Linked DNA regions of Mus musculus: region 1 is linked to region 2. The links are chromatin loops, found by intact Hi-C in ENCODE. Cell type or tissue: left cerebral cortex. All regions are shown on one strand. Links, peaks and the distances in the headings refer to the core of each region. The heading gives the core; the rest is flanking DNA. Region 1 overlaps Gm14170 (a long non-coding RNA gene). Region 2 overlaps Epb41l1 (erythrocyte membrane protein band 4.1 like 1).

What was found. A loop is a pair of places that touch in the nucleus more often than their neighbours do. Peaks named below come from ENCODE experiments on the same cell type or tissue, not always from the same donor. Only the 100,000 strongest peaks of a DNase experiment are listed, where the experiment ranks them.
Region 1: it touches region 2 in a loop (2.3-fold over the local background); 4 of 42 quality-filtered maps call a loop at or near these places.

Annotation. Positions count from the first base shown.
Region 1 is chr2:156,376,757-156,385,083 of GRCm38, reverse strand. Gm14170 (a long non-coding RNA gene) reads left to right here. Exons shown (of 5, transcript XR_003954079.1): 3 at 4,926-5,059; 4 at 5,867-6,220; 5 at 6,648-6,939. Among named protein-coding and RNA genes, the nearest start is that of Norad, 12 kb to the left of the region's middle. In left cerebral cortex, for the core only: a CTCF peak has its summit at 3,590; DNase peaks (open chromatin) are centred at 3,555 and 4,935.
Region 2 is chr2:156,510,831-156,519,157 of GRCm38, reverse strand. It overlaps Epb41l1 (erythrocyte membrane protein band 4.1 like 1), which reads right to left. Exons shown (of 25, transcript NM_001368800.1): 13 at 8,277-8,327; 14 at 7,338-7,373; 15 at 4,948-5,130. Among named protein-coding and RNA genes, the nearest start is that of Gm33977, 16 kb to the right of the region's middle. In left cerebral cortex, for the core only: a CTCF peak has its summit at 3,181; DNase peaks (open chromatin) are centred at 658, 3,189 and 3,811; H3K27ac peaks cover 1,148 bases.

The DNA of each region.
Region 1 (8,327 bases), core at 59-8,058, 130 kb after region 2:
CCACCTGATGTGGGTGTGGGGACCAAACCTGGCCCTCCAGAGAAGCATCAAGGGCTCTTAACCTCTAGGCTCTCTAGGCCTCAGAACAAGTCTTGCCACACACACACACAAAAATCTATTTTTGTCTATAGATTTTTTAGGTTTTGTTTTTTCAAGACAGGGTTTCTCTGTGTAGCCCTGGCTGTCCTGAAACTCACTCTGTAGACCAGGCTGGCCTTGAACTCAGAAATCCACCTGCCTCTGCCTCCCAAGTGCTGGGATTAAAGGTGTGTGATACCACCTCCGCCTAGCAACATTTTTATATTATAACTACAGGTCTGACTTATTTATTTAGATATTGAGGCCACAGTTACCAAATGCTTAAAAAAGTAAAAAAACAAAAACAGTTTTAGTTCACAGCAAAACTGAGTGGAAGGTATAGAGATTTGCCATGCTCTCCTTGCCCTTGCCTGTATCTGGCTTCCCCCATATCTTAGCTATGGTTTTATTGCTGTGAACAGCATACTGTGGCCATGGCAACTCTTGTAAAGTATTTAATTGGGGCTGGCTTACTGTCTCAAAAGTTTAGTCCATTATCATCATCGTGGGAGCATACAGGTAGACAAAGGTGCTGAAGGAGCTCAGAGTTCTACAACTAGATCTACAGCCAGCAAGGAGGAAAGCAGGCCACTCAGCTTGGTCTGGGCTTCTGAAACCCCTCCTCCAACAAAGACACACCTCCCAATAGTGCCACTCCCTTTGAGCCTGCAGGGCCATTTCTTTCAAACCACCACATTCTCCTCCCTAGCCCAGATAGACCTGTAGCCATATCATAGTGCAAAAAGCATTCAGTCTAACTTCAAGATTCCCCATAGTCTATCAGTCTTAACACCATTTAAAAACCCCAAGTTTCTTCTGAGACTGACACAATCTCTTGACTGTAACGCCCTATATAAAATCAAAATCAAAAAGTACATACTTCCAACATATAATGGCACAGGCTATACATTACTATTCCAAAATGGAGGGAAGGCAGGACAGTGAGGAAATACTGGATCAAAGCAAGACAAAAAGCCAGCGAGACAAACTCCAAGCTCTGCATCTCCATGTCTGATGTCAAAAGGCTCTTCAGATCTCTGATTCCTTTCAGCTTGGCTGACTGCAGCACGCTTCTCCCTTGGGCTGGTGTCACTCCCTGTTAGCAGCTTTCCTCAGCAGGTGTCCCACGATTCTGGCATCTCCCACCTCTTTGGGTCTCCCATACAATCCAGGCTTCACCTCTGAGGCTCTACACAATGGCCTCACTAGGCTTCCATGCACAGGCACCCCCAACACACTCCTGACCTCAGAGTTTTTCCTTAGTCATGGAGGGGGATTCCGGAACCCCTTTCTTCTATCCTTGACTCTAAAGCCAGAACCACAGGGCCAAAGCTGCCAAGTTCTGCTGCTTGCTGGGGCCTGACATAGCTCCCTTAGCTCCCTTGTTCAATTTATATATATAATAAGTTCTGCACCAGCTTTTTTGTTTGTTTGGGTTTTTTGCTTGTTTTTTTGTTTTTTGATTTTTGTTTTTTTCAAGACAGGGTTTCTCTGCAGCCCTGGCTGTCCTGGAACTCACTCTGTAGACCAGGCTGACCTCGAACTCAGAAATTCGCCTGCCTCTGCCTCCCAAGTGCTGGGATTAAAGCCGTGCGCCACCACACCCGGGTCAGTTTTTTGTTTTTAATGGTTTCCTTCCCTGTCTATAGTTGGCTCTCCTGAAACTCACTCTGCAGACCAGACTGGCCTCAAACTGCCTACCTCTGCCTCTGGAGTGCTGAGATTAAAGGTCCAAACCACAGGACTCAGCCCTAAGCTTTTCTTTAATTCCTTGTCATATGTTGGGTGGGGTCTGGCTCTGAGGTCACCACTCCCTTTATCCCACTTAGCACTTTCACTTTTATCTACAAACTGTACATTTTGTATTTTTCCTTGCTTATCTTGCTCCTTTTCATTTTAGATCTACTACTAATAACCATACAACACAGTCAAGACTAGGCTGTTTTGAAATCTCTACTGAAGCTGTTAATAACTCTTCAATTTAACTTCAGGCAGATTTTTGGGGAGGAGACAAGGGCAGAAAGCAGACACATTCTTTGCCAAAAGAAGAATAGTCTAGGCCACATACTAAAATTATTCTCCTCTAAAACCTCTTGAGCCAGTCCTACACAGTTCAAATCAACCTCCGCACCACTGTCTTCTATGTTCCTACTAGTGTGACCCATTAAGGCCTGCTTAAAGCATTTGATTACTTTTCTAATCCAAAATCCCAAAGTCCACATTCCTCCAAACAAAAGTAGAGTCAGGTCTATCCCAGCGATACCCCACTCCTGGTACCAACTTCTTAGTAAGGGTTTCATTGCTGTGAAGACGGAGAGACACCATGGCCACGGCAAGTCTTAAAAAGGAAAATGTTTAACTGGGGCTGGCTTGTTGTTTCAGAGCTATAGTCCACTATAGGCATGATGGGAACCCATGGTGGCACACAGGCAGATATTGTGCTGGAGTAGGAGCAGGAAGAGAGAGTGCCAATGGACCCAAAGCCTACCTCCCAATGACATGCTTTCTCCAACAAGCCCACATCTCCCAATAGTGCCACTCTCTATGAGCCTGTGGGGGCCATTTTCACTCAAACCACCATACCCTACCATCAGCATCCCTCACCAGATGGGACAGTTTTATAGAGGATAAATTATCCACACCAGAGTCCATGCCTTATGTTAGGAGTGGCCATTGTACTGTACATCCCAGCCTGTGGGACTGGACAATTATATAATGGTGTGTAGTCACCATTAGAGTGTTTTGGTGTTTGGGTTTTATTTTGTTTTTGTCTATTTGTTTTTGTTTTTTATTGTTTTTGCTTTTGTTTTGTTTTTGAAGTGATTGAGTGTACTTACTGCCAGTGTACACTTAAAATAGTTAAGTTGACACTGGGTGTAGTGACCCATGCCTGTGATCCTAGTACAAGGGAGGCTGAGGCAGGAGGACCTTGAGTCAGAGGTCACTGAACTACACGGTAAGACCTTATTTTAAATACATACAGTTAAGACTATGAGTTTTATGTGGTTTCCATTTATAATTTTTTTGGTTTTTTTTTTTTTTTTTTTTTTGGTTTTTCGAGACAGGGTTTCTCTATATAGCCCTGACTGTCCTGGAACTCACTTTGTAGACCAGGCTGGCCTCGAACTCAGAAATCCAACTGCCTCTGCCTCCTGAGTGCTGGGATTAAAGGCATGCACCACCACGCCCGGCCTCCATTTATAATTTAAAATAACCTTTGAGCTGGTTCAAAGAACTCCTGAACACCTCGCACCCAGGTTTGCCAGTTGTTATTTTCTCTTTTCCCGTCATTCTCTCTGTTGTAAATATATGTATGTATGAAGTATGCGTGCAAGATGTGCTGCATGCATGTGTCTGCATGCATGTATCTCTGCATGGCATGTACAGGCTGTGCAGGGCATGCAGAGGCCCAAGGCTGATACTGGAATCATGTTCCATTGTCCTCTTAGCTCACTGAGGCGGGAATTTCTCAATCAAACCCAGAGCTCCCCCATATGGGGATTAGCAGTGTCTGCCTTCCCAGGCTGCAACTGGAGAGAGGCAGCCATGGCCTCTTAGTGCAGTCAGTTCTAGGGACTGTTAGCCGTAATTGTGTTAGCCACTGAGCCATCTTTTCAGTCACCCATTTAGTTCTATTTTCTCAAAATATGGTGTCTTTTTCTATGTAACTTAAAAATAGGTCAAGGAATGTATTAATCCCCAAGAAAAGGAGATTGGATTACATAACACAAGACAATGGGAAACAGTTAAATCAAGAAACAATTCTAGTCTCTAGCCCTCAGGCCACTTCATTCTCAGGCTGCTCTCATCTTGATTTGTGTGGGGGGAAGGGGGTAGGTAAGAACATAAGTGGGGCCAAGAAAATGTCATGGTTAGCCTCAGCTGTCAACTTGACACAAAGTAGAGTCGCCTGAGAAAAGGACGCTTCATCTGAAGAATTGCCTCCCTCAGTCGTCCTGTAGCAATTCTGTGGGGTGTTCTTGATTGATGTAGGAGGCCCTGCCCACTGTGGGCGGTGTCACTCCTGCTCCCAGTTATATACAAAAGCAAGCTGAGCAATCCAGTAAGCAGTGTTCCTCCACAGCCCCTGCTTTACTTCTTACCCCCAGCTCTGGCCCTGGCTTCCCTTGACGATGGCCAGGAAGCTAAAATGAACCCTTTTCAACTTGGTTTTGAGCAGAGGGTTTCCTCCTAGCAACAGAATACAAAGTAGGACATGAGACAGGGGTCCGCCTTGACAGGGGAGAGTAATGAGCCCTAGAAAGGAAAGGTCCCATAGTGCTGTCTCCTCTCGCTGCCCCCAGCTCTCTCCTTCTCCCATGTTGATTCCCAATGGTCACAACTCTGTAGCACCTATGAATACCTCACTCTTCCAGCTTTGTTCCCACTCCTTGGCCACTAGAAACTGTGATCATCCTATAGTCCCAGTGACAGGCCTGCAACTAAGTTCCTTGTTAAAGACGTGGCAACAAGGTGCACCAGGGCAAAGTGACCTGGGCTGTCCCAAAGCTCCCCGCCTCACAGGTGCCCCCAGGTTCCCAGGACCGGAAGGTGAGATTACCCCTCCCCTCACAATGAGGACTAGAGCGGTACCAAATGTGTTTGCTTCCAACTCCAAGCGGGCTCTTAAGACTCTTCCTATAATAAACACTGGCAACACTCCCTCTGTTTGTTTCTCCAGTGGGTTTTCCCATTTCCTCCAAACAGTGGAAGCTTTGACTGCCAGGGGGCTCTATTTTTGGCTGGGTGTGCCTACTTACATATGGGAGATCATGGCGGAGGGCGAGTGTGTTCTGTCTCGTGCAGTCTCGAGGCTTGGGTACACAGAATTTCTCTCCACAAAACAGGTGGCTCGCTGGGGAGAGATGAGTAACAGTGGCGTAGCAGTGCACACACTCCGAAGTGACTAACCAGGAGTGGGCAGCATGTGGAAAGGCACGCACACAGGCTGCCTGGATCAGCCACGCAACAGGCAAGCGGGGTGAGACAAAGCTTTTGCCTTCCTGGGCCTCAGGCTCTCTCTCTCTAACAAATTGAATAATGCCTCCTGGTTAATAGGCTATAATTTAAAAACAAGTGTCAGCCTTGTGCTCTGGTTTAGCCTGAGTCCCCATGGGCTCATGTGTTAGAAGCCCCGCCCTAGTGTGGCAATGGTAAGAGCCAAGTGGGACCTATGGAATGGGGGTGTAGCTCAGCGGTAGGGTGCTTGCCTAGCCCACAGCCCCAGGTCAGGTCACTAGCATCGCATACAACTAAGCATGTCGGCACAGGCCCGTAGTCCCAGCACTCAAGTGAAGGCAAGAAGAGCAGAATTGAAGGGCATCCTTGGTTCACAGTGAGTTTCCAGCCCAGGCTGCCCTGTCCCAAAATAATCAAGAGGTGGGAGGCCCTTGGATTATGTGGGCAGATTCTACCCTCAAGAGATTAAGGTGGATCGGTCTCACAGTATAGCCCTGGCTGGCCTGGAACTCACAACAATCCACCTGCCTCTGCCTCCCCAGGGCTGGGTTAAAAGTGTATGCTACCACACTTGGCACTAGGGTAGCTTTCATGAGGCCTGGTTGTTCTTTCAAGACCAAATATCATAAAAGGCCAAGTCTGGCCTGGCCTGTCTCACTGTGTGACCTCCCTCTTAGATTCCCACTGTGACAATGTTAGCTGTCATGTGAGCAGCCACAGAGGACCGTCAATAGGGCTGACAGCATGCTACTGCGACTTTCAGCTTTGAATACCATGAACAAAATAAAAGACTTTTTGTTCTAATTCAACCTGGGATGTTTCATTATAGTGGGAATCCGACCAGAACACCTCTGCACGGTACCACACACACTCATGCCTGAGCCCAGAACCTTCTCCTGCAGTTTGTCTTTTATTTATTTTTGAGACAGCGTCTCGGGGCAGCCTCAGACCTGTGAGCCTCTTCAGGTACGGTGATATTCCACCTGGCCCAGCACCTTCCCTTTTCTCAGAAACAGAACTGTAGGCTTCCTGGAACTTCAGACCTGTGCTCGGGTCTGCGTCTGTCAGGCCTCTGCAATGTGAAGCCATCCTCTTTTGCTAACACTTGTGCCATGGGGAATCATATCTACCTTCTGAACGAACTCTCCTGAGTGATGCTGACCCCGGATCGGCATTGCTTCAGGTAAGGGCTGGGGGTAGGGAGGCAGAGGCTTGGGAACTGATCCTTTCTGTATCCCTCAGCTCAGAAGCTCAGAAGTTGTCCTACCCTGACTGGCCCACCCCCTTCCCCACCAATGTTTTAGGCAGTACCCTCTCCCCTTGTCTGCCAACGGGTGAGTGACCCTCTGACCTCCACCTGCCAGGCTGCTCCTTAATGTTGACATCAGCCAGGTCATTAGAGAAGACTGTAGGATGTGCTGAGATACCAGCTTGGCCCCCTGCCCCGCAAATCATTTGCTGATGGCTCTTATTGCAGATGCTTGTCAGGCTCAGCTCTGAGGTCTGGTCCCGTTATCGAGGGAAGCCGTCCCTGGTTGATAGGGCTCCTTGTTAAATGGTACTAACCACCTCTGCAGTGCAGCAAGCACTTCCGTTGTGTTTGATCTTAGGATGGTGCGGGAGAGCAGAAGGCTCACACTGACCCAGCCATGCATGCTTGGTCACTGAGTTCATAGGAGTAGCCACACGGGAGCTCCCTGCTGGCTGTGGAGAGGACGCCTACCTCTGCAGATTTCTTCTCTCTAAATCCCTGTGACTGCTCTGGGGACTCGGAGAACTGTATTCCACTCTGTGAGTTTCTGAAGCCCACCTATGGCTTCTCCTCACTCAGGGCCTTAACCTTACCCCAGGATGCCCTTCCTTGTCTAGCTTACCCCCTTCCTTGTCTAGCTTCTCCCCACCCCCACCCCACCCCACCCCATGCCCTGCATGTCTCTCTCCTCTCTTTAACCTCTTCTCTCCTGCCCTTATCCCTGGCTATCCTTTCCTCATTTTGATTTTTGAGCCAGGGTCTCTATATTGTCCAGTGAGGCCTCCTAAGTTTGGTGATTAGCTGTGTGCTACCATTTCTCATCAGATTGTTGCCGCAGAGAATGTGTGGAAGAACATTCTGGAAGCTTTTCTCTCACTACCCAAGAAGTAGGACCCAAATGTCCTGATGAAGAAAAACTTTACCTTCTTATACATGTATCACCTCAGCAGTCCAATGGGGAAGAGCTGGCAGAAGCCAGCAGGGAGTGTGTGTGGGGGGTGTCACTGGATTCCACAAACTGATATTTAGCAAGATGGCTGTACTGTGGATGCTCCGTTCTTAGGAGCCCCTCCTTTCTCTAGCCAAGTTACATCTGTTCAAGAACCTTCAAGGGCCCCAGGTACGTTTGTGGTAAGCAGCAAACTATGGCCTGTGGGTCAGGTCCAAATTACCACCTACTTCGTCTTTACCGGCCATGGTCTCTTGTTTACATATTTTCTACGTCTCCTCCCTGAGGTAAAGCTGACTCTGTAAGAGGAACCATAGGGCCTGCAAAGCTTAAGCATCCTCTGGCTCTGTATATTGGCTACAGAGCCCTTGACTAGAGAAAAACACAGACTTCCTCATCCTTCTCTTGGCTTCCTCAGAGTATCTGCCCCAAAAGCTCAGATCCCACGAATGAGGCAGCCTCAGACTTGTGAGCCTCTTGCTTCAGCCTCTCCACTTCTGAGCCACTAACTGTTAACCCAAAGAGACCCCTAGTAAGGCACCCCAGTTCCCTAGGCCCCCAGACAGTGGTACCTGGTCGCTGTGGGTCACAGCCTGCTCTGCAGGAAGCTGATGTTTTGTATTGACAGGGTCTCATGTAAGCCAGGCTGTCCTCCAAGTCACTGTGCAGCGAGTGACCGTGAAATCCTTGTCTTAGTTTGGCAGCATGACTGTGAACAGCTTGAGGAAATAGAGCTTCCTTGGCTTTGAGGTTACAGCCATCGTCCAGGAACACCAAAGGCGAGAACCAAGGCAGGAATTGAAGCAGAGATCATAGAGAAACGCTGCTTCCAGGCTCAGCACGATCAAATAGCCTTTTTATATAGCCCAAGCCCACAGGCCCAGGGACAGCAATACACACCATGGCTAGACCTTCATACCAACAATCAAGAAAATGTTCCACCGGGCAGTGGTGGCGCACGCCTTTAATCCCAGCACTTGGGAGGCAGAGGCAGGAGGATTTCTGAGTTCGAGGCCAGCCTGGTCTACAGAGTGAGGACAGCCAGGGCTATACAGAGAAACCCTGTCTCAAAAAACCAAAAAAAAAAAA
Region 2 (8,327 bases), core at 173-8,172:
CTCAGGGAGGCTGCAGAGTCCATGGCCAATAGGTAGCAAGAAGAAGCCCTGATCAAGACAGACTTCACAGAAAACTTCATGCTCAGCACTTGGGAGCCCAAAGCAGGAGGACCACGCATTTGAGTCCAGCCAGGGCAACATGGGAAGGCCCTGTGGAAGGAGGGATAAGACAGAAGGAGGGGGTGGGGGAGGGGGTAGGAAGGCAGGGAGGTCCTGATGACTGTAGATGAGACAGTAAGGCTGATGTGGCAGGTCACTGGAGAAAGGTGCACACTTGGCTCAGACCCCACAAGGCACTGTCCTTGTTTCTTTTTTTTTTCTTATTTTATTTTTATTAGATATTTTCTTTATATACATTTCAAATGCTATCCCGAAAGTCCCCTATACCCTACTGTCCTTGTTTCTAAGAGCATCTCCCGACACCAGAGCATCTCCCGACACCATGTCCCTAACGCTGGGATGCTGCTGCCTCACTGTCTCACTGCTCTCAGGAGACGACACTGAGTGGTTTGTTTTTATTTTTACATGAAGAAGACTTCAGGGAGAGTTGCAGGCTGTATTCTCCCTTGTCTGGAGCTTGCTCATCTCCTTCCTACATTCACAGCAAACTCACGTCTGCTACAGAAGTTTTCTCTGTGGGAGGAATAGCGTCTATATCCTCAGAAGCCACACCGACAGATGGGGCACAGAGGCTACATGAAGGATGTTTTCCTATCAGTAGACTCCCACGGCCAACAGATTATGGGATGTAGGGATCCAGACCCAGCATCCACACAGGGCCACAGAAAACCCCAAGAGCCTTTGACCTGGTGCTCATCTGGACCCAGAAGCAATGCCCTCCTCACTTAGAAGGCTTGCCTCTCTACAAACTCAAGGATGCTTTTGGAAGGAAGACATGTACTTTTGCCAATGTCCGATGAGTTTAGATGGCTGGAAGGAGAGAAAAGAAGGAGACTGTGCCCTAACCCATAGACTATAATCAGGCTTCTAAACACAGACAAGAGCTCAGGGCAAGTCACGGTCAAGGGTCAAGACACCTAATCCCAAGCTTAATGTTAGTTAGAGCCTGCATCCGGAAAGGATCATGCCTTTGCCCCCTTGGAACTAGAGGGAACCAGTTTTTCTGTCTTCTGGGAGTAGCAGCAATCCTGTCCTTACTGGTACATAATGGATGAGGGAGGGGCTGGCCCTTCGTGGATCCCTGGGGTGGGGACACTTGCCATTTATAAGACAGGGACAATGTGGACCACCTTTGCTATCCTCTCCACAGCAGAGTCTGGCCTGTTCCCCACAACCCCAGGGAAAGGGTTTTCTTAAGATCCTGGAGGGTAGACAGGGATGGGCTGGAGGCCCAGGGGCAAGGGGTGTGGGAGAGTGAAGACAGTAACCTCAGGAGACGCTGCGAGGCTTTTCTGAGTGAACACTTCCAAGCCTGCTGCTGTTCCAGGGACCAAGTCCTGCTGAGAAGTGTCGTGGATCCTCTGGGCCTGCAGGGGAGGCCCAGGCCAGAGGAAAAGGAGAGAGAGAGAGAGAGAGAGAGAGAGAGAGAGAGAGAGAGAGAGAGAGAGAGAGAGAGAGAGCGAGCAGGAGAGACACACATAGTCTGTAAATAGTCCAGCTTTGTAAGCCCCATATTAACATGTTAGTTCATAGGGTCAGTCAGGAAGGAGCCATTCTGAGGGAAAAGACAGATAACAACAGCAAGGCAATCCTGTGCCTTCTGGCCAGAACCCCATTCTCACTAACACTTGAGGGAGTTTAGAATACCATCATTAGACTCTGACTTCAAGCCTGCCGGAGGTGTCATGGCTCAGGCTATGATTCGAACTTATAGTGGGGGTCACAGTCATATTTTTTAAAAGTTGTCTTTGAGAAGCTGAGGAGATGCCATAATTAGTAAAATCCTCAGACAGGCAGGAGGATTTGGGTTCAGATCCCCAGAACCTATGAAAAAAAGCCAGGTGTGGTCCCAGCTCTGGGGAGGAGGTGCCAGGCAGATGCCCGGAGCTCACTGGCCAGCCAGCCTAGTTGAATCAGTGAGCTCCGAGTTCCATGAGAGGCTTATCTCAAAAAATAAAGTAGAGGAGCTGGTGAGATGGCTCAATGGGTGACAGTGCTGTTGCCAAGCCTGAAAGCCAAAGTTCAATCCCCAGGGCCCCAGGGACGAAGGAGAGACTCTGCAAAGTTGTCCTCTGACCGCCATACATACCCCACACAGACACATGCATGCACACATACACACACACACATACATACATACATACACATACACACACAAACATACATACATACCCCACACAGACACATGCACTGCATGCATACACACACACACATACACACATACACACACTGTAGATAAACACATACATATACATACACACACAAACATACATACATACACACACTGTAGATAAACACATACATATACATACACACACAAACATACATACATACACACACTGTAGATAAACACACACATAAATAAAGATGATTTTAAAAATGGTAGAGAGTGACTAAGGAAGATGCCCCCCCCACAGAGGTGTGCCTAGTAATGCACACACACACACCACTACCCCCCTACACACACAGAGGTGTGCACAGTGCTACACACATCCACACCACCACCACCACCCCTTAATTGGCTTTCAAACTACCTGGGTTTGACCAATGGGAACAGTTCAAGTTCCTGCTGCTTTTCCCCTTGGCTTGGGTGGGACCCAGCAAGCTTAGAGATGTCTCTGGGAGTTCTGGTGGCATGTCCTTGCAGGGTCCTCTAGAGAGCCATATTGGGCCAGGGATCCAGTCACCTTCAGCAGTGTCCCATAACTGTCAACACTTCTTAGGGGACACTGAACTCCCACCTTCATTGTTCAGTTAGCCTTGCCAATGACCTCCCAATGGGATGACACTCTGGTCCCCTTTAAGATCACCTATGCAACGAGACTCACAGAGGTAACATCACCTACCGGAGGACAGAGTGAAGTTCTTGTCTATGACTCCTCCCTATTTTGCAAATCCTCAAGAACCCATAAATGCCAAGGCCCTAAAAGCCAGCTCTAAATGGTCCATAACTCCAAGGTGGGCTCCTGTACTCCTCATGAGTACCGACTACAGTTTTCAGGGCTAAGGAGGTGGTGGCTGGAACCGGTCCCTCTGTCAGCAGTTCCAGTTGTCACCAGCAGGTGGGGCACACCCCTTAACTCTGGTCCTAGCTCACCAACATTCATTCTGCCCATTCTTTCTCTGCGGGCATCTCACCCTTTGGGTAGCTTCTCCATCACACTTCAGTTGCATCCAGGCCAAGACCTAGCCCGTCTCAGGAATGTTAGAAGTCACCCTGTCCAAGTCTTTCCCGAGGGAATGAGCGGTCTAGAGGAGAGTGCTGTGCACCAGTCTGAGTCTTGGTTGTGCTGGGACCTCAGAAGCCCTCAGAAAAGGGGCTGGTCTAATCTACAGCCTGGGGACCATGTGCATCCTGGGTAACTACAAATGTCAATCAAGACATGCATATTTGACAACACGGTGTCATAATGTTTAAGTCTGTCACCTCTGCTAGTAGGTGCAGAAACTTGCCTCCTTTCTAGAGTATCAGGCTTCAAGGCCCCCAAAGCAACCCTGACTGTGTGATATTGATATTGGCAGCTATGGAATCCCAGCTGGGTTAGTTTTATGCCTCACAAGAAAGCTCTCTGTTATCTGGTGAGCTCAGACCATGGCGGGTACCAGTTCAATCAAACGCTCTATGAACTAAATCATGACTGCATCACCAATTTTCAAAGCACTGGAGAGAAAGCAGGTACACAGCTGGCTCTTCGCCCGCTCTGCACACGATCTGGCCTTGCCTCAAGCCAGCTGTGAATTAAAGACAAGCAAGCACAATGACTCATGGAACACAGCAAACGCATCTTTCGTGCCGAGTTGGTCTTTGTCTCTCTGGATCTCAGTAAAAGGCAGTCTTTAAACAGAGGGTTCCCAGCGTCCTTCCAGCTTTGATTTGGAGTTCTGCAAGGCACAGTCCTGGGACTCCATAAGGAAGACCAAGTTTTCCATATCAGGCAACACAGTGGCCATGCGGTCCCTCTCCGGGCATTATTTCATCTGACCTTTGTAAACATCCTTATTCACCTAACAGGGCCTTGGAGAGATTAAGTAACAAGCTCAGAGCCCTCAGCCCTCAGGTAATGGAACCAGGAGCTTAAGTCTAGAACACGATCAATCTGGTGAGCGGTGAGCGGCAGCTTGAGCGAGAAGACGAATACATTGAAATGGGTAAATCCTGCCAGGATTCCACAAGTGCCGATACAATAACTTGGGGTATAGATATGGGATTTCCCCAAAGCCTGTCTTCATCTTTCTCAATTAAGAAAATAGCCCCCTGATTTCCACCCTGGAGGCAGGACACACAGGGTCCTGAGACAGTCTCAGGAGCGTTGGGTTTGTGCAGTGGACTTACCACCTTGGTGAGACTTGAGGATCCTCCCAAGAGGGACCGTGTTCTCCCTGCACTCTCACATAAGCCCCCAAGGGTCTGGCTCCTGGGTAGAGCTTCCAGGATTCTTAAAGTTGAATTTGCAAGAGACTTGCCTGGGGCACTTGTTTAAAAGGCTGGTTCCCTGGAACTCTGATTCAGTGGGTCCCACAGGGGGTCTCGGAGTTTCTAGCAAGCACCCTTTCCCCAGTTTCCTTTGCTTGACTGAAGGGGAACACAAACAAGCTACCATGCATTTTTTGGAGTTTTTCATGTTTTAAGATGGTCCATGGGACTCAGGGGTTAGTGGGTTTGACTTTCTCAGCCTAACCTGCCTCCCCATCCCTCATGTCTGTAAGCAACTAGGAGACACATTATTTGTGTGGAGGATAAATGTAAATATGTACTTAGCCCCTGCCCCACCCAACTCTGTGTCTCTTTACTCACAGTCCCATCAAGGGCCACAGCATGGTACCTACCTCACTGGCTTTTTCCGGGGTGCCCTTGGGGGAGGGGGAGGCAGGCGACGAGGGCAGCCTGCGCTCCCGATCCCAGTCTCGATCCCGGTGGATCAGTTTGCTGTTGGGCTCCTTCAGGGTCCTCTTGAGTTCATTGATGCTGGCCTGGTGCTTCAACAAGACATCCTCTGGCTTGTCCAGGAACTAGGCATGAGAGAAGAGGGAGAGGTATAAGATGACCTACTGTGGGCAGAAGACACAGGAAGACTGGGATCACCACCCTCCACTACCCCTCCCTACACTGTCCCCCTCATAACAGTCCCAGGAGTCAAGGAAGCAAAGACAATGAACTCCACGGGGTGTCCTGACCAGGGGCATGGGGTGACTGGATGGTGTCGTGCCCTCTCTTCCCCTGCCTCCCTTACCCAAGAACATTCAACTCCACGGAGCCCTCAAGTCTCGGTGAGCACCCATTGTGTTCTGAGCACAGACAGAGTCAGGCACAGACTTTCCTGTTTATGATCCAGGCACAGCAGGCTGTGTGTTCCAAGGTGAGACGTCCCTGCTCTGTTCACTGAGCCGCACTGGCTCGCTGGCTTCCCGGAACCCTCTTGAATCGTGGCTCCTACCTCTGGTCAAGACTAGGATCACTTAATAGTGTGCTCAGTCTGGGCTCCCTTGAGCCCCCATCCAACCGCTCAGGCTCCATGGAGGCATGGGAGAAAAAAGTGCCTAAGCTGGATCACTTAGAAAACTGGGCCCCGTTCCCTTACTCAGGACCAGAGAAAGATCGTGCAGCACTGCCTGCCGTGAGCTGCTGCCTTCTCTATCCCAGAACCTTTCGGATGCCTTCTGAGTACTGACTCTCTAAGAGTAGGAGAAGTCAGACACCGTCAGAGAGACCAGGAAGCTAGGGTGGAAGTGAAGCTTTTGTGGGGGCGAGAAACCTGAGACTAGGAAGAAGAGAGGTGAGTTTCAAGGCCTAGCACACGAAGAAGTCAGGTAGAGCTGGAGTGCCCGGTGTGTACGAGTTCATGCCAGTGTTACAGATGGAGCAGTGTGCTTGGGCCCTGGGAGGATGAGCCACAGACAGCTGCCCATGCTGGCCATCTGCTTGGGACATCATCTGGGACAGAGAGAAGTGGGCGGGGAGCCTAGGGGCTATCTGTAAGGCTATTTGAGAGGAGCCACCTGGGAGATAATCTTGCTCTTGGGTAAGGCTGGAATCTTCCCTTGGACTCAGCTCTGGCATCTAAGAATCTCTATAGTTGCTTTCAAACCTTCTCAGGAAGAAAGCCAATCCAACCGAGGCTTCTGCCACCCCCCCCCCAGGCACCTGCTTGGACCTCGGCCCTCTCTCCCTCCCTCCCTCCCTCCCTCCCTCCCTCCCACCCTCCCTCCCTCCCTCTCTCTCGGGCTAAGCTGGCCACAGACAGTGTCCGTCGGAGAGGTCAAACTCAGTGGACTTTGCCCAGGGCTTGAGTACGGGCCTCAATGGTGAGTGGCAATGAATAGCAGATGATCCCAATGGGCCTGCTGGCCTTGGGGGTGGGTTGTGCTCCCAATAGTACAACTGTTGGGTCCTGGGATTCCTAGAGCTTAAAGGCTGAGAGTCAAGGCCTGGCACAAGAATAAGGCAGGTACTGCTGGAGTCACAGGTAATATGCCTGCCCTATTGTGTAGCTGACGATCAGGGCCCACCAAGTCTTTCTAAGACCCAAAGTTGGTAGTTGAGCCGGGCTGAAGCCCGGATGGCAGGGTATCATGACAGGCTCTGACTATGGCCTGCTCTCAGCTAGGATAAATTGTCTCTCTTGTACTGAAGGGTCCAGAGAGATCTGGGTGCTGCAAAAGGGAACAAGAGGTGGGGGTGGAAGGCGAAGTTGATAGAAGCAGAGAACAGGAAGGTGAGAAGAGAGAAGGAGAGGAGGTTTCCAGGGAGGCACCAGCAGCCCACTCAGGAGGGCGGTAGGGCTGGAGTCTGAGCGAGCAGGTGCTCCTCCTTCCGCACCCGAGCCCCACCCTCACATCTGGTTGTCAGGGGATACAAAGAACACAGAGAAGATGGGGGTGTGGGGCAGAGGTGATGCTAAGGAAGGGTGGGAGTAGAGGGAGGAGCTAAATGGACTCAGAGAACTGGTGGAGGATGCAAGTGGGGTGGGAGGCAAGCATAGATCACCAGGCCAAGCGACGAGGGACATTGGGTGGCAGGTACTGCACAGGGATGGGACTAGAACCTGCCCTGGGACTTGAAGACATGAGCATAACAGGGAGGGCAGTGATCAGAAAGGAAGATAACGGAAGAGGGTGTGGAAGGAGGGCAGACATGAGGCTGAAGGTAGGGGGCCTGAGCCAGGGAGATGGAATGGGAATCTGATGGCTATGGGGGGAGGGGTAGGTCCATGCAGTACCTCCTGCTTGTGTCGTGGCGTGGTTTCCTGCTCCGGCTGGTGGGATAGCGGGAGGGAAAGGAACCAGCAGGGTCAGTAGGACAAACAGATTAGAGACACCACCTCCAGCCTGATCCAGCAGAGTAGCCCTGTGCACTCACACCCAGTCCCACCATGTAGTACAGGCCAGGAGAGCTGCTAGACTGCTCATAGGTAACGGGTGGGCAGAGGAACTTGTGGGGCAGGAAGCAGGCAGCTATCTCAGGAAGGCAAAGGAAGGGCTAGGGAACTTAGAGGCCTCGTGGGTGAGACACACTCACGGGCAGATATGTGTCTGCAGTTTCCTGCTGTTTCCAGCAGTGAGGGTGAGTCTAGGGGACCTGTATTCACATGACAGAACTACATGGCAGAAAAGGACTGCTCAGCAATGCCAAGGAAGCCACACCTAGCTTGCGTGTGGCCAAGCCTGTGCATGTGAATGCGCCGTCATCATGTCTGTGCCTGAGTCTAAGGCTAGGGGAACATGTACACAGACATGCTGGGGTGTGGGTGTCCACAGTGAGGGTGAGACTGCTAGAAAGGACACATTAAGAGTCCACATGGAGGTCTCTGGTGTCCTGGTCATGCTCAGTGGAGGAGAGGAGACACAGAGCCAGACAGAAGTTAACAGGGAGACCAGGAGTTAGTAAGAGGGAGTCTGAGACTCCTAGGAAGTTAGCACCCGAGACCCAGGAAAACTGGGCAAAAAGGGGTAAAGGGGTCAGCATGCCCACCTCCACCCCCACCCACTCTGCTTGCCCAGGAGGACAGTCCAAGGCCCAGGTCCTGTCCGTGGTGCGCCCCACAGCAAGGGAGCCTGAATATAATTGGGACTTGGGAGGCCAAAGCCGCATCTAGACCCCAGCCACCCTCCCATCATCCCGGGGCTTCAGAGTACACGGCATCCCAGCAGACTCTTACCTTCAGCTCCTTGATCTTGGTGGGTGTCCTGACCTCTCCTTCTTCAGCCTC